Linked DNA regions of Homo sapiens: region 1 is linked to region 2. A link is a loop called in an ENCODE intact Hi-C map of the cell type or tissue named here. Cell type or tissue: PC-3. All regions are shown on one strand. Links, peaks and the distances in the headings refer to the core of each region. The heading gives the core; the rest is flanking DNA.

The links. A loop is a pair of places that touch in the nucleus more often than their neighbours do. Peaks named below come from ENCODE experiments on the same cell type or tissue, not always from the same donor. Only the 100,000 strongest peaks of a DNase experiment are listed, where the experiment ranks them.
Region 1: it touches region 2 in a loop (4-fold over the local background); 1 of 110 quality-filtered maps calls a loop at or near these places.

Annotation. Positions count from the first base shown.
Region 1 is chr5:130,288,121-130,300,839 of GRCh38, forward strand. No RefSeq gene overlaps it. Among named protein-coding and RNA genes, the nearest start is that of CHSY3-AS1, 390 kb to the left of the region's middle. In PC-3, for the core only: no CTCF peak of the experiment used is centred there; a DNase peak (open chromatin) is centred at 6,851; H3K27ac peaks cover 555 bases.
Region 2 is chr5:130,686,880-130,699,598 of GRCh38, forward strand. No RefSeq gene overlaps it. Among named protein-coding and RNA genes, the nearest start is that of HINT1, 470 kb to the right of the region's middle. In PC-3, for the core only: no CTCF peak of the experiment used is centred there; no DNase peak of the experiment used is centred there; H3K27ac peaks cover 2,414 bases.

The DNA of each region.
Region 1 (12,719 bases), core at 2,259-10,258, 400 kb before region 2:
ATAATAGCTAATTCTTATTATGCCCTGCTGGTACTAGGAAAGAGTTTAAATACTTTATTGCTCTTTTACTCATTTACACCTCAATAACTCCCTGAAGTCTATATTGTCGCTTTCCCCATTTTATAGATAAGAAAATTGAGTGAAAGAGAAGTTAGAAAACATATATGGTAACATAACATCGTGAAGTCAGAACCCAGGCTTTTGAACACCACTTCATAGTGTCTCCTCTAAAATAATAGTGAGCTAAGCAGACATGGTACTTGACCTTGCCTAGTGAAGGAAAAGAAATTAATCAAATAATCACAATAAGTGTATGATTATAAACAATTATAATGGGGCACATCCAAGAGTAGGAACATTACATAGAGAGAACCTGATAAGTGTGAAGGCACAGGAAGAGCATGAGAAACTGAATAAAGGCCAGGGTGGCTGGGACACAGAGATTCACGGGGGAAAACAGTGCAAAGTACCACCAGAGAGGCAAAATGTTTAGATCCTGTATAAGCCTTAACTTTGGGGTCCAGAATACCTGTGTTCCAATCCCAGCTCTGCCACTTTTTTGCTCTGTATTTGCGGCAAAGGACTTAACATCTCCGAGCTTATGTCTTTATTTTTAAAATAAGGATAATAATAAGATCTACCTCACAAAGTTACTGAAGTCAACAGATGAGTTATTTTATGTCTGGCACTTAGCATAGTGCCTGGCACATTATAAAACTAAATAAAGATTAGTTATTATGATGATTATATGAAATTATAAAAATACTTTAAATTTTATAAATTATAAAATATACAATTTCAATTCACTTACTGAATCTGATTCTTTTCTTTAGCCTGAATTAATTCTCTAATTTATAGACTTAATATTTATAGAGCAGGATGTGAGCTAAACTGTTCTGCTTTCTTCAGCAGACCCTAGACGAGAAAAAAATTTTAAAAGATAGTTTAAAGTAACAAATGTGTTAGTTGTTATAATAACCCAACTCCATTACCTTACATATGCACAGACACATGCTCTGGCACAGGCATTTGTGTGTGTGTGTGTGAGTGTGTATGTGTGCACTGTAGTTCAGACAAGCTTTCCATATTCCAGTTGGATCAAGCCGGTAAATCTGACATAGTCCAGGTCCCCAGGTAATTCCCCAGAGTGCAATTATGTTGAAACCCCAAATCACTGGCACTACTGCATCACAGTTGTTAAAACAACCCCAGAAAAGCTACACAAATGAATGAATTTCCAAATTTAGCCTGAGTGATTGCTTAGAGCAGTGACTATCATTCTAAGGAATGCAGGGGGTTAGTGCAAGGTATTGCCGAAGTAGGTGGCGGATTTCCTCCTTACACAAAACTATGATAGTTAGTGGGTTTGTAAAAACTCAGCAGAAATAAAATTCTTCATTTATTTTGTTTCCACGAGTAGAAAACAGGAGAATTTCTCTTTTTCTCTTTGTGATCAAGAGGAAGGTAGCAGTGATACCAGAGTCATCTCACAAAATGCCAAGTGAGTGGAGCTGATCCATTGGCACAGGTGACAGAAGCCTGCTTCATTACCCCCAAGCAACAGGTTTTTGTCAGCGGAAGGAATAGTCAAAGAATTTTCTGTATAGGTTATCACCCTAATAAGCCCACTGTAAAAAACACCTTAGGAAGAATTTATTGATAGTCAGCACAACGCAAGTCTAAACAGAGGCTGCAAACTGAGTGGGTGTGGAAGAGGCTTGAGGAAATAGGCTATTCATAGAGAACAGGGAGGTGCTTGCAAACAGGGAAGTTGGAGATATTCCATAAAAAGATTTTTCCTAGGGCTGTGTCATTTTGAAAAAATTTAAGTGCCTCTTTAAGCAAAAGATTGTTGGTTCCCAATCCCTGCAATAAGCCATCTGGCCTTGGGTGAGGCTATTGCCATATGGATGGTCATTTTATCTGAGGAGCAACCAAGAGCACTATGAAAAAAAAAACATGTAATAATGATCTCTAATTGACTATATAGTCTAATTTTAAAAACTATGGCAAACTCAAAGACTTCAAAGTGCTACAGGGAAAATTTGCACATGGCTGATGCCTTATCTGCCTTCCTACTCTCTACATCTCAGTCTCAGCATGCAGCTGGTCACATCTGCTTGCATGGGTCTTTATGCTGCCAGTCAAGCTGTGTGGAGAACAGGCAGCATGACTGGGTACATGGCCGCAGGTGCATCAGTAACTCCTCTAGGTAGGAACAAATAAAGTTTATGTTTGGAACAACCAACTGGAAACTCAGGAAACCCTCTTTAGTAAACATTGTAAGAAAACTTGGCATAGTTCCAAAGACAGTGTACTGTCATTTACTTTGTTTAAGGAGAAAACTTATTTTCCCAATGTGTTTTCAAAAATTTCTGATCATTATGTTTAGCTATCCAAATAGTCTAAGAAGTCAAACAAATCAGTCCTTTGCTACAGTTACCATCAACGGGATACAAAGAAATGGATATTATTTTAATAGCCAATTGCTTTCCAAAGCTACTTGAGGAATAAATATGACTTAACAGAAAATATTTGATGTTTCACTAAATTAAAGATAATGGATATCCTTGTTTTTATAAAGGGATCTAAGTCTATTGAAGATTTGAGCTGCATTCTTTCTGAAATGTGTGCATACTGATTCATTCAATTTTGAAGTAATTTATCACTTTTACAAATTAAATGACTTTCCTCTGCTTCTCACACAATGAAGTTATGTGTGAAAATTAACTAGGCCAGGCGCGGTGGCTCACGCCTGTAATCCCAGCACTTTGGGAGGCCGAGGCGGGTGGATCACGAGTTCAGGAGATGGAGACCATCCTGGCTAACACGGTGAAACCCCGTGTCTACTAAAAATACAAAAAATTAGCCAGGCGTGGTGGGGGGCGCCTGTAGTCCCAGCTACTCGAGAGGCTGAGGCAGGAGAATGCATGAACCCGGGAGGCGGAGCTTGCAGTGAGACTAGATCACGCCACTGCACTCCAGCCTGGGCGACAGAGCAAGACTCCATCACAAAAAAAAAAAAAGAAAAAAGAAGAAAAAAAAAGAAAATTAACTAATGGGCTGGGCATGGTGGCTCACGCCTGTAATCCCAGCACTTTGGGAGGCCCAGGCAGGTGGATCACGAGGTCAGGAGATTGAGACCATCCTGGCTAATACAGTGAAACCCAATCTCTACTAAAAATACAAAAAATTAGCCGGGCATGGTGGCGGGCGCCTGTAGTCCCAGCTACTCGGGAGGCTGAGGCGGGAGAATGGCCTGAACCCGGGAGGCGGAGCTTGCAGTGAGCCGAGATCATGCCACCGCACTCCAGCCTGGGCGACAGAGCAAGATTCAGTCACCAAAAAAAAAAAAAAAAAATTAACTAATGATTCTGCAATTTAATGCTCTTTCTTGAAAGAACACTCTAGGGAGTTTTATTCTGATATGCTGCTAAAGTTTAGGATATGTTTATTAATTTACAACATCCATATAAATGATTTCTGAAATTAAGAAGGGAAATGCACTCTAATTTGCCAATGTGATTGGCTTTTGTAAAATTCTTTCCAAAAAGTCACTTGAATATCCTTGATATTATACAATGAAATATCTTTATAGACTCTTACCATAACTCAGTGTTCCTGATGATTTTGTCTGTGATTATTAAACATTTTACTATCACAGAAATAGAAAAAAAATTGAAATTCCTATGAAACCACAGAAAACCCCAGATATTAAAAAAAAAAAAACTTGAACAACAACAACAAAAAAACAAATTTGGAGACACTACCCCACCTGATCTCAAAATATATTACAAGGCTATAGTATTCAAAACAAGATACTGGCATAAAAACAGATATATAGATGAATGGAACAGGAAAGACAGCCCATAAATAAATCCATGCATTTACAGCCAATTGATCTTTAACAAAGGTGCCAAGAACACAAACTGAGAAAAGAACAGTCTTTTCAATAAATGAGATTGGGAAAATTGGAAATCCATGTGCAGAAGAATGAAATTAGACCCTTATCTCACACCATACACAAAAACCAACTAAAAATGGATTAAAGACTTAAACATAAGACCTGAACATGTAAAACTACTAGGAGAAAAACAGGAAAAAAATACTTTTTGAAATTTAGTCTAAGCAAAGATTTTTTGAATATGATCCCAAAAGCATAAGTGACAAAAGCAAAAATAGACAAATGGGATTGCAACAAACTTTAAAAAGCTTTTGCACAGCAAAGAAAACAATAGAGGGAAAAGAAAACCTACAGAATGGAAGAAAACATACAGAATGAAAAAATATTAACCACTGATAAGGGGTTAATATCCAAAATATATAAGAGACTTGCTATGGCTTTGATGTTTGTCCTCTAAACCTCATGTTGACATTTAATTCCCAGTGTTGGAGGTGGGGCCTAATGGGAGGTGTTTAGGTCATGAGGTGAATTCCTCATGAACAGATTAATGTCCTCCCATGGGGGTGAGTGAGTTCTCATTCTTTTGCTCCTGAGAGATCTGGCTGTTAGAAAGATCCTGGAACCTTTTCCCTTTCTCTCTCTCCTGCACCTCTGCCCAAACACTCCCCTGTGCCTTCCACTGTAAGTGCAAGTGGCCTAAGATCCACACTAGATGCAGATGTCCAATCTTGAACTTTCTGGCCATCAGAATAGTAAGCCAAATAAACTTTTTTTTCATAAATTACTCAGCCCCAGGTGTTCCTTGATAGCACACAAAATGGACAAGACCAAACTCAAATAACTCAACAGCAAGACAAAAAATTACTCAATCTAAAAAGTGGGCAAAGAACCAAAAACAGATATTTGTCAAAAGAAGACACACAAATGGCTAACAGGTGTATGAAAAAAAAAAGTTCAACGTCACCAAGTATAAGGAAAATGCAAATTAAAAACACAGTGATATCACCTCACACCTGTTATGATGGCTGTTATCAAAAAGATGGAAGATAATAAGTATTGCCAAGGATGTGTAGAAAAGATAACACTCACATACTGTTGGTGGGAAGGTAAAACTAAAAACAGAACTACCATATGATCCAGAAATCCCACTACTGGGGATTTATAAAATAAAAATGAAATCAGCATGTCAAAGAGATATTTACACGCCCATTTTCATTGCAAACATTATTTACAACAGCCAAGATAGGAATCAACCTAAGTTTCCCCCAACAGACATATGTATAAAGAGAAAATGTGACACACACACAGATACACACAGACACACACACACACATACACACAGTGGACTACTATTAAGCCTTTAAAAAGAAGTGAGTCTTGTCATTTGCAGCATGGATGAAACTGGAGGACTTTGTGCTAAGTGAAAAACCAGACACAGAAAGACAAATATTGTATGATCTCACTTGCTTGTGAAATCTAAAAAAGTTGAACTCATAGAAGCAGAGAGTAGAGTGGTGGCTGTCAGAGGCTGGGGGATAGGACAGGTGGAGAATGAGCGCTATTGGTCAAAAAGTACAGTCTCAGACAGGATGAATAAGTTATGAAGATCTATTATATGGCATGATAACTATTGTTAATATAATGTATTGTATACTTGAAAATTGCTAAGAGAGTAGACATTAAATTTCTTACCACTAAAAAAGACAAGTATGTGAAGTAATGGCTATGTAATTTTGTTTGATTTAATAACTTCCCATTGTATGCATATGTCAAAATATCACATTGTACAGTGCAAATACATACAATTTGTATTTGTCAATTATATCTTAATAAAGCTGGGGGAATGTTAATAATGGCAATGATGGTGACAATTGCTGAACAATTGCTTTATGCTAGATACTATTATTTGGTAGTTGATATAGAGTAGTATTTAAGTACATTGGCTTTCAATTCACAGAAACCTCGTTTTCTATTACACCTTTAATGAGTACATTATTCAGCAGAAGTTAGCTTATTCATGACTGTCAGAGAAAGTCTTCTATGACCTCTTGGAACTCAATTTCTCCATATGAGAAATGGAAATAAAACACCTACCACACAGAATTGTTACTATAGCAGATAATTTATATACAGCACTACACAAAGTTTTGAAGAAATAAAATTCATCAAAAATATACTGAATTTATATATCTTTAAACTTTGAAATTAAGGTCAAATACCATCATTTGTGAATAGAGATCAGAAAAAATGGTATTTGGGCTTAAACTGCTTCAAAAAATAACACAACTTCCATTTAAATTTTTTTACATGTGCATGGAATTTGGCAAATACGGAATTTTAAAGTATTAAAATACTTGCTAGAGTTCATTTGTGCCTAAAGATATGCCTCCTGGGTTCAAGCAATTCTCCTGCCTCAGCCTCCCCAGTAGCTGGGATTACAGGCATGTGCCACCATGCCCAGCTAATTTTTTGTATTTTTGGTAGAGATGGGGTAGTTCTCCACCTTGGTAGGCTGGTCTGGAACTCCTAACCTCAGGTGATTCACCCTCCTCCGCCTCCCAAAGTGCTGGGATTACAGGCGTGATCCACCACACCCAGCCAAATTCTTCTTAATCAACATGAGGTGGGACTTCTATCTGTTCTAATTTATGTAGTCAAGTTTTCCTATTTTCTTTCATTAAGACAGAAAGAAAACTAGAAAACATCAGTTTTGATCTTTGGATCACTTTAAGTTTGTGTTGTTTCATCTCAATTCTTTTTTAGAAAATACCCATCTAAAACTACCAGAAGAAATAATACTCCTACTTAAAATTCCTTTTGATATGGTTTGGCTATGTTCCCACCCAAATCTCATCTTGAATTGTAGTAATCCCCATGTGTCAAGGGTGGGGCCAGGTGGAGATAATTGAATCATGGGCGCGGTTTCCCCCATACTATTCTTGTGGTAGTGAATAAGCCTCAAGAGATCTGATGGTTTTATAAATGGGAGTTTCCCTGCACTAGCTCTCTTGCCTGCCACCATGTAAACATGACTTTGCTCCGCATTTGCCTTCTGCCATGACTGTGAGGCCTCCCCAGCCATGTGGAACTGTGAGTCCATTAAACCTCTTTCCTTTATAAATTACTCAGTCTTTATTAGTATGTCTTTCTTAGCCATGTGAGAACAGACTAATACACCTTTTAATGTTTTAATTTCTCTGTGCCATCTCTGAAAACTTTAGCTACTTTATATGCATATACGCACTCATACCCATCATTAAGAGACAAGAAGTTTCTTTGCTTGTGAAGACTCTCTGACAGTCATGTGCTCTAAGAACAATTTCTGTGGTACCCTTGAAATAAACATTCTGGTGAAGTAGAAGAAACTTCAACAAGAGCAGCAAACAGATCAAATTTCAGCAAATGAAACAAGGTTCAAAGTCTAATTACAACTGAATTCAAATTGTACCAGTGGTACCAGTGACATTTCTTTGGCCTGTTCTGAAAGACAGTGGGTGTTTCTAGCACAGATTGTTAGTTTTAATTTGCTCAAATGTGTTTTTATTACCAATTGGTACAGAGGTGGCAAAAGGAAACAGTCTCTGGAGGCAGAACAAATGGGGAAATGTGTTTTGAGTCCCTTTTGGCAGCAGTCAGTTTGATATCCCCAAGGAAATGTTTCTTGACAATAATTATAAGACAAACATCAATATTTGGTTTCTAAATGTTTGACAAAATGGAAACTATTTTTGCCAGGAAAATGGAACCAGTGGATCCCTTCAAACTCAGTATTTAACGGAGGCTTAAGAAAAGGCTATAAAGGAGAAAATATGGAAAGTATGTGATCTTTAACCCAAATAGGCTGTAAAGTCAATCTAACACACACTCTAGATTTATCAAGACCTACATATTCTGTTTTTTTAAGGTTTTTAGAGTTATTTTCATTTGTTTCATTTTTAATCTTTCGTGCCTTTTACTAACGCATTGAGTTTTCTTTGTTCTTTTCCCTTGATTCTAGGTTTTTTTTTCTTTTTTCTTTTGGAAATTATGCATTTAAAAATCTTCTAATGGTTACTAGAGACAATTTTAAATATATTAATTTTGCTATTAAGTTAGCCTAGAATTTTAAAATTTCCGAACAGTTCAATAAAATAAATTTAACACATGGAACTAAAATTACTATTGCCAGGTCTTACTTGGATTCTATTCTTTTTCCAAGTAAATGTTAACGAGAAGAGTAGCAGGAAGAAAAGTAACCATAACAATTGGCAGATATATTTATTTCTCTAGCTTTTAAAGTTTATTTTAAACACACAAGGCAGAAATATAGGCACCAAACAGGCACCACCCAACCAATAAAGAATGTTTTATAAAACTTCAATGGCCTTGTCATCTGTTATTTATTTTTATTCATCTTTGCCCCATTTTCTTTCTTTTTCCTTCTCTATCTACAGTTAATAATAAAAAATAAACAGGATATGCTAAATGAATGTAACTCAAGGTGAAGTTTTTTTCTGTAATCAGAAATTATATAACATTATTCTAGAGAGCTTCTTCATTTGCTTTATCTAATTAATATATAACTGGAAATTTCCACTTCTAAGTCTGATAAGTATTTGGGATCAACAGAAAACTTCAGTTTGAATTTTTATTGCATCAGAAATTAGCAGTTAACCAATAGTCATTTATCTGGGCAATTTATAATTATTTCATTCATTTCACATTAGGAATAATATCTAAGTAATCATAAACCCAAGTTCTCCTGTACCCAAGTTTCTTGACAAGCCTTTAAGCTTTGCTAGTGCTTGTTACCAAAGTGATCTCACAGTTCACCTTTTCTCCTCTCAATGTGGTATAAAATCCAGCCATGGCCCTCCTTTGTTTTTAATACCACATTGGGTGATGGTTCTGTGAGGTAAAGAGAGCCCGAAAAAAACAAATAGAACATTTCAAGATGTCATTATTAATTCCACATGATGAATATTTACTGCAGTTGCTATTTAGATGTCTCAGAGGGTATCCAAATTCATTTGATGTAACATGAGGAAACTAGCAAACAACATCATTAGCCTTGGAAAAAAAACACTGGTTAAAATAACTAAAAACAAACACAAGCCAAAAAAAAGGGGGACAAAAAGGGTAACACTTTCTCACAAACTTGTTTTGGGAATTTCTATAAAACCATTCTGACCATTAGTCAGCATAACAGTGTTTTTCAGATTTTTTGGACCCATATATATTTACTCAATAAAATCATGACTTTATTTGTTTTTTAAAATTGGTACATGATGACAGGTCTGTGTGTCTGGCAGGAACAATATCTTTCTGGTGTCCATGTTCCTTCACCTCTTGTTACTGTCATTTATAATTATCAAGGAAGTACCAGGTAAACAAATGTGACTTTAAAACAATTATAAAGCTTGTGGAATCATACATGGACATTTAAAAAATATGAATTAATTTGTAGGGCCAACAAACTGATAATAATTTTGAGCCACTGCCAAAAAAGGTAAATAAGATTGTTTCCCACCTACTTAAAATTCAATGCAAATGTTGAAAATATTCAGCTTTATTTTCATTCATTTAACTAATAGTTCCTAAATATGTAAAAAGATCTTGTCACTATGCATATCTTGGAACTAGTGAAATAATAACACACAGCTTCCATTTTTGAAAAATTCAATATAAATGTGGGGAATATCAATCTTATTCCATTTTAGTCTAAGTTGAAAATTTGATACCTCACTCTTACAGTCACTTTTATTTGCAAAACATCAATTTTACTTTCTATAGAGCATCACATGTTAAACAAATTTCATCAAATGTCTTTCAAGAAAATAAATACTATGATGGCCTGTCCTTAAACCTACCACCAATAGCTAATTTTAAAAATGTACAGTGAGAATTACTCAAAATTGTATTTAATGATGCTCTGATGAAGATGGCAAACTGAAAATGTGGTATTAGTGTCTCTCTTCATCTCCCATTTTTTTTGAAATCAAAACAACAACAATAAAGATTACTTAACAAAATCCCTTAACAACAACAAAAAAAATGAGAACCAGAAAATTTGCCCTTTGAGGGCCTTCTGGAAAATAGCAAAAAATGATTTGAGATTGACAGGTAAATTTAAAGCAAAGTCAATTATAACAATATACACAATGTGCATCCTCCTGCAGGGATGATAATTGGTCTTCCTAATAAGTCCCTGGAAAAATCCCAAATCTGTAGTCTGTGGGTGGACATGGTGACTGGTCTTCCTGCCATAGTGGGCAAGGAACGCCAATCAAATTCTTGGAGTATAGAGACGTTCAAGGTGGGAGACTGGGCTCAAACTCAAGTGAGAAAGGCAGATGCATTTGATGCCCTTCCCAATGTTAATCATTCTTCTCTTTATCAATCATAAAAACCCAACCTTGAGTATTTGCCCTCCACCTACCTACCAAAAGGAAAGCCCAATTGCATAGAACCCAAATTCATTCCTCTCATTCATAAGGAAGGCTACTGTGAAACAATTTTTTTCACAATTAAGAAGCCCATGCTAGCTGTGTATATGAATCCTTATAATCATTATAATTCTCCCTTTGTAAATCAAGTAATTTGCCTGATAGAGCTTTTATTGAGTCCATGGGATGTGATAAGCACTGATCAAATAATGAGATACACTGAGGTGAACAATCCAGACAAGGTCATTGGCATCATAAAGTTAACTCTCTTACAGAGAATACAAATGGTAAATGAGCAAATAAAGAAAACTATTTAAACAAGCAAGTAAAGAAAAATACAGATTATGGTAAGTGATACAAAAGTTTAAAAGTCAGGTGAGGCGCTAGAAGGTAATAAGAGAGTCCCTTTATAAAGGAAAATCAAAAGACCTCCTGTAACAATGTGAGATTTCAGTAGAAAACTGAAAGAGGAGAATGAGCCAAACATGTGGAAAGTTACAGAAAAGAACATTTCAGGCAGAGGGACAGTCATAAAAAGGGGGCCTGGATACATAGTTGGGAGGAGGGCAGCATCTTTCAGAAAAACAAAGGAAGCCAGTGCGCCTGGAGCATAATGAGAAAGGTGACGATTGATTAAGGTGAGGCAGTGTCCATGTCAAGAAAAGCTTTGAAGAACATAGTAGAGCCTGGATTCTTTTTCTGACTCATGAGATAGCATTAAAGGTTTTACTCAGAAGGATGGCATCATCAGCTTTACTTCTCAAACAATCACTACATTAGCTCTGAGGAAAATAATTGAATAAGGGCAAAGTGGAAGAAGAGAGACCAATAAATGGTCTCTGGTGGTAGTCTAGGCAAGAATGATGTCATCTCAGACTAGGTAGAGGCTTTGGGTATGATTCCTGGGTTTTTGGTTTGAGCAACAGAAGGATGGTGGTGATATTTAGTGAGATAGGAAATATTAGGGAGGAATAGGATTTAGTGGGAGGTAATCAAATTTTACTATCTAATATGATATGTTTGAGATGTGTAATGGTATGTTTGAAGGTGTTAAAGATGTTGTCTTTTTCAGTGAGAGATCAATGTTTGACTATAATAATAAAATATGCTTACATTTTCAACATTTGATAACAATTCAAGGGTAACCAATAAAATTTTAGATATATAATTTATAAATTCCAGGTAACCAGAAGAAGAAAAGAGTTAATAAAATGCCAGAGAAATATAAACAAAAGGGAACGTGTAAGAAAAAAAAATAAAATCCTACTAGAAACATAAAATAAGGTGGTGGGATATATCCAAATGTCTCAATAAATTTAATACCTGCCAGATCACCCATTAACTATATCTTCTTGGAGAGTGCAGGGAATACTCCTGTCACCTAGGGTTTGAGAAATGCGTCGGTGAGAAGAGCACTGCTCTGCAGTGGCTTCTCTGGAGGCCAGAAATGACAGCAAAAAGTACTGCTATAAAAACGGGTTCTCTGAACTGAATAGAATCTATGAGATCCTATATTTCAGGGATCAAATGCAAGCATTAAATGGCCAAAGACAACATGTGCATGGTTACCTTGATGGGCAGCAGACTCAAAGCAGTAATAGAAAACGGTCTGACCCACAGGGATCTTTGGCATTGGCTAATTAATCATGCAGACCCTATGGCTAAAATAAATATATAGCCTAGTAACATTATAGTTGGTATATATCAATAAATGGCCCTAGGTTTGGTGAACAGAAGTTCGACTTGAATTGCTCAATATGGAGTTATGGCCCATTTACATCCCCAGATCCTCTTTACTTAGGCAGTGCTGGGTGTATTTGAGAATTATACTGCCCAAAACTTATGCCCTAAATTTCCTCCAGCTTTCCTCAAAAGAACTTGTGATCATCCAAAAGAATTATTGTTGATGGGAGAAGGGAAAATAATCAGATTTTTCAGAGATTATTGATCACTGGCTCTGAGCAGTGGTTTATGGAGAGCAGCGGGTTAATGGGGTTTTAGCGTGAGTCCATCTCACAGTTGGCTTGGTAATCCCTCAAACTCATGCTGTGATTATTTTCTCAACCCTTCTGGGCATAATTGGAATAGGCATACTCTCAGAGCAAAGTTTAAGTGGAGACCTCTAGAGCTTCCTTTGTCAAAATGATAATTCAAAATCAATACTGCATTTCTTAAGGAATTACAAAGATTAGTGCCACCAAAATGTGCTTGAAAGATATCAGAGTGGTGATGCTACTGCATTCCGATTTAACTAACCTATTTAGCTTGCATAGAAAACAAATGAATTTTGGAGAATAACAGTAGATTACATTAACTTGATCAGATGGTGACTACAATTGCAGCTGTTGATCCAGCTGTTTTTTCCTTACCAACGGAAATCAACAAATCTT
Region 2 (12,719 bases), core at 2,126-10,125:
AGCCAAGTGAAGTTCTTTCACTAACTTGGATCACCTAAAATTGCAGATTACTACGATGAAATGTATAGGTCGTTTCATTTTTCATTCCAGATGATGCAGCCTAGGATTAGTCAGACCTGTTCTAACATTGTTAGAAATAAACTCCACAAATAACCCTGAAGCACCTAACAGCACCAAGTACTATGTTAGATCTGGGTTAAAAATGTCTCCAAGTGGCATAATCTATTACCCTGTGCTCTAAATATTCTACTAAAATGTATTGGGCTCCTGGGGTCAAATGAGGCCTTTTTGAAGTACCTTCTCTTTTTATTTTTAAGAGACAGGATCTCACTCTCTCGCCAAGGCTAGAGTGTAGTGGTGATATCTGAGCTCACTGTAGCTTCAAATTCCTAGGCTTAAGCGATCATGCCACTTCAGTCTCCCAAAGTGCTGGGGATACAAGTGTGAGCCAATGCTCCTGGGCCTCTAAGTACCTTTTATTTCCGATCTGTGGCCAAGTAACCAGGTCTTCAAGAGACCACTCACAGGAAAGAGGGACTGATGTGACATGGTATGGATTCTAGCAGCTCCTCTTGACTAAACAAATCATTTATTGATACAGCTTTAAAAAGCGTTTCAGTGTGAGCCATGCTTCACTGATGTGTCGCAACCCTGGACTGAAATTATAAATGGATTCCATGTCAGGATTCTCTGTGCAGAGAAGTGCTCCCAGAACCCAAACATGCCAACAGCTAACACCCTGCACCAGCTCTCTGTTAGAAATGGTCTCGTTCTGTGTGGGTTGGTGAGCCTGCAAACTTGAATCTCGTTCATTCAACCTCCCCCTCTGCTTTGGCAGATGTGATTGATCCTCACAGGCATCTCAGAAACAAGGAGTCAATGGCGGAAAGCTGCTGCTGAAAGTGACACATAGTTGGACAGCTGATTATATTGGACCTAAGTGATAACAATTATAGCCTCTCTACCTCTCAGACTTTTTAATGGGTTTCAGAAAACCAGACAATTCTAAATGTCTACGGAAGCCTCTCATCTGAAAGCTACAAGAGATACGGAAAGTATATGTCCACATGGAAAGTATATTGCCAGTGATTCAGTGAACTCAACATGGAATTAAATAAGAGAAGTACTTTGGGGCTAATACTAACACGGGCACAAAACTTAGACAAAAAGAGAAAAGGGGAGATAGCTCTAATTCTTATTCACTTGAGTATGTACCACCAGACTCCTACAAGGTCAATTAGGAATAAACGGAGGAAGAATTCTTAATATCTTTACAGCTTACTGTGATTTTATCATCTGTAGAAGTACTGATGTCTACAAACAAACCCATTTTGTGAGTCTTGATCAAAAAATTGTAATAAATTAATTTGTTTTACATCATGTTTTTATAAATGAGCTCCTGTATTTTGCCAGTTTACTGCCAGCCTTTTAGTTTTCTTTTTGTAAAATCGCAAGTACATGTTTGGCACAAGCTCTGTTCTTCTAAATAAATGGTATATTAAACAATAGATTCTGAGATTTATTGGAGATTGATTAAGATGTTATTCTATCCATTTACATTATTCCTCTTGAACTAAATTATTTACTTTATTCTTCTGAAACTAAATTAATTCCCTGAATCAGAGAATGTAACTATTTCTTAATACTTAATGTAACTATTAATGCTCTCCATCAGCATGTACAGAAAAGTGAATGTAAGAAAATGTAAGTTATTTTAAACCTTCTCTGCTAGTCTAAGAGAAAATAAAAGACTGATAAAAGCAATCATCAAGGTGCCAGGTTAAAATGGTAGAATGAAAATTCACACCTAAAGTCACTCCTTCTCAAAGTAGAACCAAAGGAGATCTCCTCAATAATAAAATAATCTTTCAAAGATAGGAGAAAAATAGCTACTACTTTGTTAAACTATAAAACAGATAATTGAATGACCACTGATTAAGCAGATTTAATACAGCTAAATCCCTAAGGCTGTAATGGGGAAAAGCTGGGAAACAACTTTATTTATTCTGCAGAATCTTCAAAATCCTGAAGTGGGTATGGCACGGTGGCTCACATCTACAATCCCAGCACTTTAGGAGACCACGGCAGAAGGATCTCTTGAAGCCAGGAGTTTGAGACCAGCCTGGGCAACACACTGAGACTCAATCTTTACAAAAAAAATTAAAATAAAGATTAGCAAGGTGTGTTGGTGCACAGCGGTAGCTCCAGCTGCTCAGGAGGCTTGCTTGAGCTCAGGAGTTTGAAGCTGCAGTGAGCTATGATCATGCTACTGTACTCCAGCCTGGGCAACAAAGTGAGATTCTGTTAAAAAAAAAAAAAAAAAAAAAAAAAAACAACAACAACAACAAAAAACAAACGTGCTAGCAGCACTGGGGACTTGGGGACTTCTGGTAATTCTGGAACTGACAGTGAAGGGGACACTTGATGGATACAAAAATAAAGGGAGTATCGTAAAAGTTGTTTGAGAATCATTTAAAACTCTAGATATCCTCCCACTTCATGGAGTGACTTTATCTCCCTTACCCCAAAAGAATTGTGAAAGATTACTCTTCAGTAAAGTTTAAATGGAGGATCTCTGGACCAGGGATACTAAGCACAGCTGTGGGTCTGGGTAATTTACTAAAAACAGCATCACTAAGTGGAGTATAAATAGGGCATGCTGAATGCTGAGACCACCAGCCCTCTCCGTCCACTCACCTCCAAGAATTATGGCAGCCAAATCTCCACCCTCTAGGCTCGGGATGACAAGACTGTTCTCTGGGACATCTGATCAGACAAAAGGAAATACATAAAGATACCAACATTTGGAGCTTGGCACTAGCGGTCTGTCTAGACCACCCTACTGTGAACTCAAAACCTCCAAGCCCCATGCCCATACTCAGAGCACTCAGTCAGATATTTAAACCTTCACTCTATCAGCAGAGAAAAGAAAATCTCTAGATATCTGAGGACAGCTTCTCATCTGAGGAAACACATCAATCTAAACAAATACTGAGAAAAAGTAAGCCACTCAGAGGACTGAGTGCAGAGAGAAGAAAACTTGAGGAAAACAACCAGTACTGATATACTCCCTGCAGTCAAAGATGACATGGCATCCATGTCAGGAAACAATGAGAAAGGAACATTCAAAGAACAGAAAACCAGTTCTTAGAAATTGAAAACACTAAGGCAGAAATGAAAAACAACAACTGGCGGGTTGGAAGGTTAATTTGAGGAAGTTTCATAGAAGATAGAGCAAAATAAACCAAAGAGATAAAAAGGAGGAGGGAAACGTTTGAGCAATCCAAGGAGGTCCGACATCCAAATAAAATAGCAGTTCAGAAAGAACGAGCTGAGGAAACAGGAGAAAATCATCCACCAAATAATTCAAGATAATTTCCCAGCATTAAAGGGTAAACTGAAAGGGCCCACTGAGTGCCAAACACAATGGAGGAAAATAAACCCACACTAAAACACATTAAGAAATTTCAAAACCTTACTCAAAAACAGATCATAAAACCCTCATTAGAGAAAGAAAAAAAAAGGCCTCACAAATCAAATTTTTTTCTAGAATAACAAAGAAAATTGAGCAACAGCTTCAAAACTTAGAAGAAAAATTATTTCCCAAGTAGAATTCCATGCTTAATCAAACTATCCACCCAATAGGAGGGTTGAATCAAGATATTTTCAAACATGAACAAACAAAAACAATGATATTTTCTCCCATACACTGTTTTGTGCTCCACCAAAGTGAAACAGATGAAGAAAGAAGTTCACATAGGACAACAGCAGAAGACAAAGGAATCCCAAGTGTCTGTTTGCTGAGAACCAGGCAAGGAGATGCATTAGTTAAGGTACAGGATAGCTTTGCAACAAACTGGCTTCCCAAATACAGTGGCTTAAAGCAGGGAGAAATTTATTTCTCCCTCATGTAACACCACCAAATTGAGCAATCCTGGTTGGTGGGACATCTGTGCTTCACCTGATCATTGAGGGACCCAAGTCCCTTCTGTCTTGTTGTTCATCCAGACTGTTGCACTCTTCTGTACATTCAAAGCTTAAGGAAATATCTATGCTCCAGGTTGCGGGGAAGGAAAATCAGAAATTCAAAGCAATTAAAGTACAAGTTTATACACATTCCTTCCACTCTTAAACCACCAGTGATAACTTAGTTACATGACCACACCTACAAGAAGAGAGGCTATGAAATATAGTTTCCAGCTATATAGCCATGTATTCAGCCTAAATCCTACTATATGGAAGAAAGGAAAAATCAAATTTTGTGATATTTTATGATTTCTGCTATATAGAGCAATCAGTCCAAATTGAATTATATTTTTAAAATGTGTGAAAAAAGAACAGTACAGATCCCTGTATCCACGGACATCCTTCTTTCCAAAGTGAATAGAAAGGTATGGTGAAAATCAATAGAAATGAGTCCTTTTAATAGGATTTACAGTAATTGTATTGTATGGCAAGTATCAAGTGATGAAACAACATAGAATTGTACTCCTAACAAGGAGGAGACATAACAGCCTGGGTATCTCTCCCTCAATTAGTATCTTGGCAAGAGTTTTTGAACCCTTATGAGTGCAATGCAAAAGAAAATATAGATATTCTCAAGAGAAATTTTCTAAGTATACACACATTTATATTTGCATATCTGTAAGAATATAAGAACCTGGTAACAATGGTTGCTTATCAAAAGGAGAACTACTACTTGGGAGGCTGAGGTGGGACTATCACTTGAGCCCAGGAGGTCGAGGCCACAGTGAGCCATAACCATGCCACTACACTCCAGCCTGGGTGACAGACCAAGATCTTGTCTCTTAAAAAAAGGAAAAGAAGAAAACTAGTAATATTTTCACTGGTAACCTTTCTGTGTTCCTTTTGAATTGTATATGTTAACATTTCTATCACATCCAAGAAGAGAAAAAAATAAAATGCATTTCCTAAAACATACATATAAAAGTGCATACACCTTCTGAACCAGCAATTCCAATTCTAGGAAGTTATTCTACAGATACACTAGTACAACATTTTTATAGCTTAAAAAAAGAGACAATCTAAATATTCACCAACAGGTTAATTATACACATCTATACTATGGAATACAATGCAGCCTCAAAAAAGAATATAAATTTCTTGGAAGTTAACTAAAACCAAAACAATTAATTGTGAATAATAACTATAGGAATGATTAATTAGATGCAATCTTTGCCTCTGATCACAATGTGATTTCAAAAAAGATTAAAATATTACTTTGAAGAAGAAAAAGATAGACTCTAAGACTGAAAATGCATTGACATGACATTAAACTTAAATGGCATATGAATCCATAATTGTTTGCCTTTATCTGTGAAGCAAAATCTGCTTGAAATCACACTTTTGTTTAAAATAGTAATGGCAATCATATTGTTGACTCAGAAAAGTATTATGGTACGTCAGAAAGAACACCCAATTTGGTGTTTCTGACTTGGATTGGCGCTTAGCTCTTTCACTTCCCATCTTGCCGCCAGCACTGCAACAGACACAAAAGGTCCAAAACGTGGTGCTCACTGATGTTGGGCTGGGAAGCAGGATGAGGGAAGGTGAAGCACGACAGTCCCAGGAGGCAATGGGCCAAGTCAACATGGAAATTCAGTGTGGAGGACAAGACAGAACTGAGATAACCAAAAGTTGGGATGCAGAGTCAGAAATGATACAGGATGATAAACCTGAGTCTTGAAAGAAACTAAGTGTCTGGGAAAAGGTGTTTTCAACAGGCTCTCTGGGCATAGGCAGGCCTGCTGTTCTTGGGTAAAATGTTTCCACGGTGCTGATTGGCGTTTGACAAAGGCATTTAACCTCTAGGAGCCTAGGTTTCCTATCTGTGATCTATAAATAACAACACATAACTGGAAAAGATGTAGGTAAAAGGATTCTTACAAATGTAAGACAGGATATTTTATTTACTACTTCAGGACAACTGCACTGCACTGGAACAAGAGTCATATTTCTGTTAGCAGGACTCAACCTATCTCCATGTGCACAAAACGACTGTAAAAAACAGTCTACAGCTGATTTTCAGCATTTCACTGAGGTGTCATATTTCCTAAGGCTGTGCTTCATGATGCTCTAAAGCTTTTCTAACCTCTGTCCTATTTTGAGAGTCCCCTGGGGTTTATTCCTATAATAACTTCATTGCTTGTAATTTGACTTTCCTGTCTCAAGCCATTAACTTTACAAGACTAAGCCAGATAATGTGTGATAGGTGAAACATTCTAGGATTCTCTTGTAGAAACCTCTGTGCAATTAGAGGTAAAGAATGATTCTTCAAAATTGTCTTGTGGTATGGACAGCTATAAAATTATTCCACAATTTAGTCAGCAAATCAGTTCATTAGCTCATGCTCTTCCTGCATTATACCAACGTATATGGTAGCCTTTTGCATTCATAATGTCTATTCATTAAATGACTGTAGGTCATCACATTTTGTTCCTAGCAGTATGCAGATGATCTCAAATAAAATCATATAACTAAATGGCTGTAGTGGGTTACAAACAGATTATTAAAATCCTAACCTAAATCACTATATTTTGATTAGGCATCTGTTAACAGATGTATAACACAGTAAGAAATACATAGGCTGGACAAATATATAGCACCTTAGGATGTGCGCTCATATGAATTGCTGTGATCTGAAAAAAAAATGAACATATTAAATTTATAGAAATTTAGGTCAGTAAAAAGCAAGCATTTTATAGTGCTATAAATTCAGGAGCAAAACACAGAGATTTGTCATTGTAGCGAAGATGGTTAACTGCTTCCCAATTCTCACTCTCCCGTTATGGTCATTTTTATCTGGGCAGTTTGCCACTCAGCTAAAAGCCTGTACTCCCCAGTCTCCCTTACTATGTAGCAATTCCTTGCCTCAAATCCTCTATAAAATGTAATCAGGAATGAATAAATACATATAAAAATTATATGTAAACTTACTTCTGTGTTAAACCAATCTGGGAAGATGGTGAGTCTCGCTTTTCAGCTAATATCCTCCCTAACATGACCTTTGCAGCGTGGGGTGAGGGGATTTGGAAAAATAGTTGCTTGTTTACCCTAATCATATATGTTTGGGTCCATTTCTTATCATTAACCACAACCAAAAAGAAGAAAAAGAGCCAACAGGCTGGGCGCAGTAGCTCACGCCTGTAATCCCAGCACTTTGGACAGCCAAAGCGGGTGGATCACGAGGTCAGGAGATCAAGACCATCCTGGCCAACATGGTGTAAACCCCGTCTCTACTAAAAATACAAAAATTAGCCAAGCGTGGTGGTGCATGCCTGTAGTCCCAGCTACTCAGGAGGCTGACGCAGGAGAATCGCTTGAACCCAGGAGCCAGAAGCTGCAGTGAGCTGAGATCACGGCACTGCACTCCAGCCTGGGCAACAGAGCGAGACTCTGTCTCAAGAAAACTATAAAGAAAAAGAAAAAGAGCAAACAAATCTGGAACCAGGCATATGACTGTAATGAAGGTCTTCTGCTGCTATATCAAACTTATAAAGCAAAAGACACCCATGCTCTTCTGATACAAGGGAGAAGGAATTAAGAAAGTTTATCGGTTTTACAAATGATTGAGGTTCAGAAAATGGTATCTTCTCCTGCCAATTCTGATCTAGGATCTTAATGCAGACATCAAAGTGCTTTTGTTCATCTTGATTCTCCAAATCTTGGTTCCTCAAATCTTAGATCAATGTTTGCCCTTGGCTCCATCCTATAGGTATCCTCACTAGGAATTAAAAGTACCCCAATTCCCACTTCAGGACTCCTGTAATTCTAATAAAACTCTAACTTGGTGTGCGGCTATACAAAGTTATAAATTTGGAGTTTGACTGTCCTTGAATAAGTGAAATTGCTTTGTTTCATAAAACTATATTTTATAATATTATAATTTTAGTCAAAGAATTTGATCTAAGTATCAATGTAGGTCTCAAACTTAACGTTATCAAAATACTATCCTCATTTTTATAAATGAAGCAACTGAAAGATTTAGTGCATTTCATTGGCTAAAACAAGCTACAAGTTCAATCTCAACATCACTAGTATAGAAAAATATATTCTACTTTACCCACAGTGTGGGGGGAACGCTATGAAGTAATGTGCAAAAGATGTGGATGTATACTTCTCTTAGGAAACAATGACAGGGGGTAGGGGAGTATCAGGTGAAGAATGAGAATAATAATCACTCTTCTATAGTGTATTGGAAGAAATGGACGTTTTGATAAAGGTTTATTTTTACAATTAATGCCTGACATGGATGAAGTTTACACTGAATTGTTGCACACTCTAAAATTCCTTTAAGTGATTACATTTCCTAAAGTAGCCAAGTGTAATTCAAACCACAAATGTCTTTTAGGGTAGAACTGATAAAGATGACAAAGAATGTGATTGATGAAAATTGGCTGCCAACAATGTTTTTAAAAGGGAACTCATTTCAAAAAGCAGATAAATATTTACTGCCTTTTTTAAAAAAAAAAAAAGATAAAATGAGTGAAGTTGGCTGAATACCAAAGAGTTTTAAAATGTCAGTTAAGCAGCATCACTAAGTACACACACACACACACGTTTGTATCTAATGAATATTTTTTCATGTTGTGCTATATAGTTATTAATAAAGTATATGACACTTTACCAAGTAATTCATATAAGATACCAAACAAACAAAAAAAACATGATTCCTTCATGATGTTTTAAGAAGTCAATTAAACAGGGAAAAAGCAAAGAGGTTTTACAAATTTTATTTTTATTTTTGTTACTGGTCAATATTATGTGGATAAGTTCACAGGAACACTTCAATTTTGAAAGTTGCTTTTTATTTCAAAATAAACTGTTATATGTGTGACACTATGAAAGTTTCAAATGTAGAGGTCATTTTTAAAATAATATCTGATTTCAGTTGACAAGTAGCATACCTGCTTCTATAGCCACAGCTGCATGATGAACTGTGGTTGAGTAAATGTATTTATTATCAAACTGTCAAAAAAAATCTGAATTTAATTTATTATTCATTCTTGCTGGGAAAAAAAATCTGGGTGTCTCCTCTGGAATGAACTAGATCTTGATTTATAACTATTTGTTTAGAATACAGTAATACCAGAAAAAAATGCCAAGTATGTCCTCAAAATTTGAGCAAAAAAATTTTTAGTTAAAAAATAAAATCCAAATGTGCTCTCTTTTTCATTGCTACGGAAGGTAACACATACATTAATATAAGGAAACAAATGTTAAATTGCTTTTGGTTCCTCATTTGTATCATTGCTTTCTTTGTTTGCTTATTCACAAAATCACAATCTCAACATGTTCTTTATCTTATGGAGATCTAACAGTGAAAAATAGAGACTTAATAACCCCCAACATCAGGATCTATCTTAGTTATTATCATTTACTTATTATTTTGATATAATTGATATATTTACTTATTATTTTGATATATTATATAATATAATAATAAAATATAAGATTATAATATATATTATATTAATTATATATAACAAATATATAAATTAAATATAATTATAATATAATATATATTTTGATATGTTTACTTATTATTTTGATATAATTGCTTTTAGTCTTTATGCATATCTTTATGGAGTAGTTATTGTACATACAATAAGCTATCATTACTTCTGAAATGTAAATTTATTATCCAATATTTCCTTGTGCTATTAAATTTTTGTAAGTCAGATTTTAATGATACATAATTGTCAATTAGACATATTTACTAAATCCTTTATATTCACCCTTTACTTATAAAGCATATTAGGCTACACCCATTTTAAATCATTACATATGATACTGCTGTGCACATATGTACATATGTAATGGATTTAAGCATTTCAGATTATTTTATTCAGGTAGATTCAAAAAACAAAATTATTGGGCCAAATAATAAAGCAATTTTAGACATTTTGTTCAAATTCCCAAATTACTTTCCAAAAAAGCTTGTAAAAGATCATTCTCCCTAGCTTTACATTTGACTAATAACTTCACTTGCACCTCACCAGCATTTAGCTTGGTCTTATTTTAACGGAGACCTTGTTGATATAAAAGATGAAAAATGGCTTCTTATTACTGATTAATAAGTAATAAATGAAATAATTAGTAATTATTTCATTAGTAGTGAGGTTAATTTATTTTAATGATTATTTGTGTATGGAGAATGTTCAATCTCTGATTGTCAAATTTCCAAATAAGACAGATGCAAGTTAAAATATTCTACGTCCCATTTCATCTGGTGCCTTTTCATCTGGTGTTGTCTCATTTCCTTCCATTTCATGAAAATTTGATAATTTAAATACTTACCATATACCACTATTACTCTTAGACGTGGGTAATTGGAGGCAGGTCTTCTACTGGCTCTTCCCTACTGAACCTCTCTACGAGGCAAGGAGTCCATGGAGCAAAGAGACATGCCACCTGAAGCCTGTGCCCCCAGCCACCACAATCCAGGTGCCCCATATCTGGAATTCCTTATGTAAATGACTCCAAGTCTATTCCAGGGGCTACATGGGCCTCTTCCATGGGTCCTTCCTTTGTAGGTTTGGGGGCCTTCATTTGTAGGTTTGCCCTATAATATACATGGAATAGATCCAACATGGACTCTTCTAAACCCCACATATTGAGTATGAACTCACATACATAATACCCAGAACTTTTATTTTATATTCAGCAAGGTTCAGAGCCAAGTTAGTAAGTACAAGGGTTATATAATCGGTTTGAATTTGAAGTCTAGTTATGCCACTTAGTTTTGTGATTTTTAAGTAAGCAATTTAATGTCTCAAACAACCTAGAATGTAATACTTTGCAGTGTAGGAACAAGATTAAAGAAAAGGAATGGCTTCCAGGAATATTCTTATAGTGCACTGTACAAACTCATCCCGCATAATGACATGAAGGAGGTCATATTCCAATATGAAAATGTTCTACAGTGCCTAGCCCTGAGAGTATGGAAGTGGCTTGAAATGCATAAAGCCAAAATGTAATGTGTAAAGCATTGTTTCAATTATCAGATGTGTAAAATTGTAAAAGCAGAATTTTTTTCTCATTGACTCCTAGTCAAAATGGAAGTTCTCTACCTTTAGGAATGTACTGAAACTTTCAAAACATATCATTTCAAATGCAATATACATTTTTTTCTTTTTTGGTACAAACCATGCAAAATCAGATTTATCAGATGTCCTATGATTATAAACCACACATCTATAACAGTATTAAAAAACATGTCAGGAGTAATGTCAGCAAGATGCCATAATAGAAAAACTCCCAGCATCACTCCCCTCACAAAAATACAGCTAGAAACTATTGAAAGACCAGAACACCACCCCAAATACACCAGAACTCAGGGGAGAAGCAGAGAAACCATGCGGGCCCACAAAATCAAGAGAAACCTCAACCAGTAAAAGAAACAGTCATTTCAGACCATTCCCTCTTTTCCCTCAAGATGGTATAACACCACTCACAGAGAATTGCCCTAAACCCTCAGGTGCTGAAGTAAGAGGGGGGAATTGGAATTGGACATTAAACCCACTCCAGTCCCACACCACAGGAACCACTAGGAGTTCCAGGAGTGCTGAGCTACTTGAAGTAAACTGGGAACAAAGAATGGGGCACTGCTCACAGCAGCTGGCATGAAGAGCTTTATGGCTATTCAGTACTCCAATCAGCAACAATGTCATATTGAAGAGACTGGCCAGTGCCATTGCACCATAGAAGGAAAAAAACTAAAGGAAGTCCTGAATCCATAACTAGATTTTCCACCCAAATGCTCCTATAGAGGTTGAAATTAAATCCAGTGCTTGCTAAATCTTCCACTGGACTGGGAAACAATGACAAGGCACCAAAATAGTTATGGAGCAGCATTTAAGCTCTGTACTCACTATAAGTTTTTCTCAGACTGTGAAAAAAAGTGGAAGGGCAGCAATTTAGTCCCAGAGCAACATTCATATTCCAGTGTTCACTGTAAGTCTTCTACAGAATAAACACAACAAAAGGGCAAATAGTTTCAGTACAGTGTTTTAGTTCCAGTGTCCACCTCAGAATGGGAAGCAGCAACAGCCAGTATTTAAGTTCCAGTACTAAGAAGTAAAGACCTAGTACAAAGGTTATAGTTAACAATGATACATTTTATATTTCAAAATAGCTAGAAGAGAAGAATTATAATGTTTCCAACACAAAGAAATGATAAATGTTTGAGGTGATGGATATCCTAATTACCCCAATTTGATCATTACACATTATATACAGGTATCAAAGTATCATGTGTGCCCCTCAACAAAGAAGATCTCAACCCTTTAGTTAATAGAATGAGCCAAATAACGAAATTAATGAAACATATTTTTTGGAAAAAAAAGAAGTAAAGGTCTAACACCACCAGAGAACACATGCAAAAACTAGAAGATGCAGTTGTCTCCTCAAATATGCAGGCATCAACATAAAGATGCAAGGGCTGTGCAAACTCAGGGAAATATGACACGACCAAAACAAAAAACAAAAAAAGCCTCCAGCAACGGACCCCCCAAAATTAAAGATCTATGGAATTTCTGACAGAGAATTCAGAATAATTCTCTTAAAGAAGTTCAGGAAATCACAAGAAAATATAGATAGAAAACTAAATGAAATTTGGAAAACAATCCAGGAATAAAATTTAAAACTTGACAAAGAGAAACAATTAAAAAAAGAAATTGTAGCATTAAAAAATACAG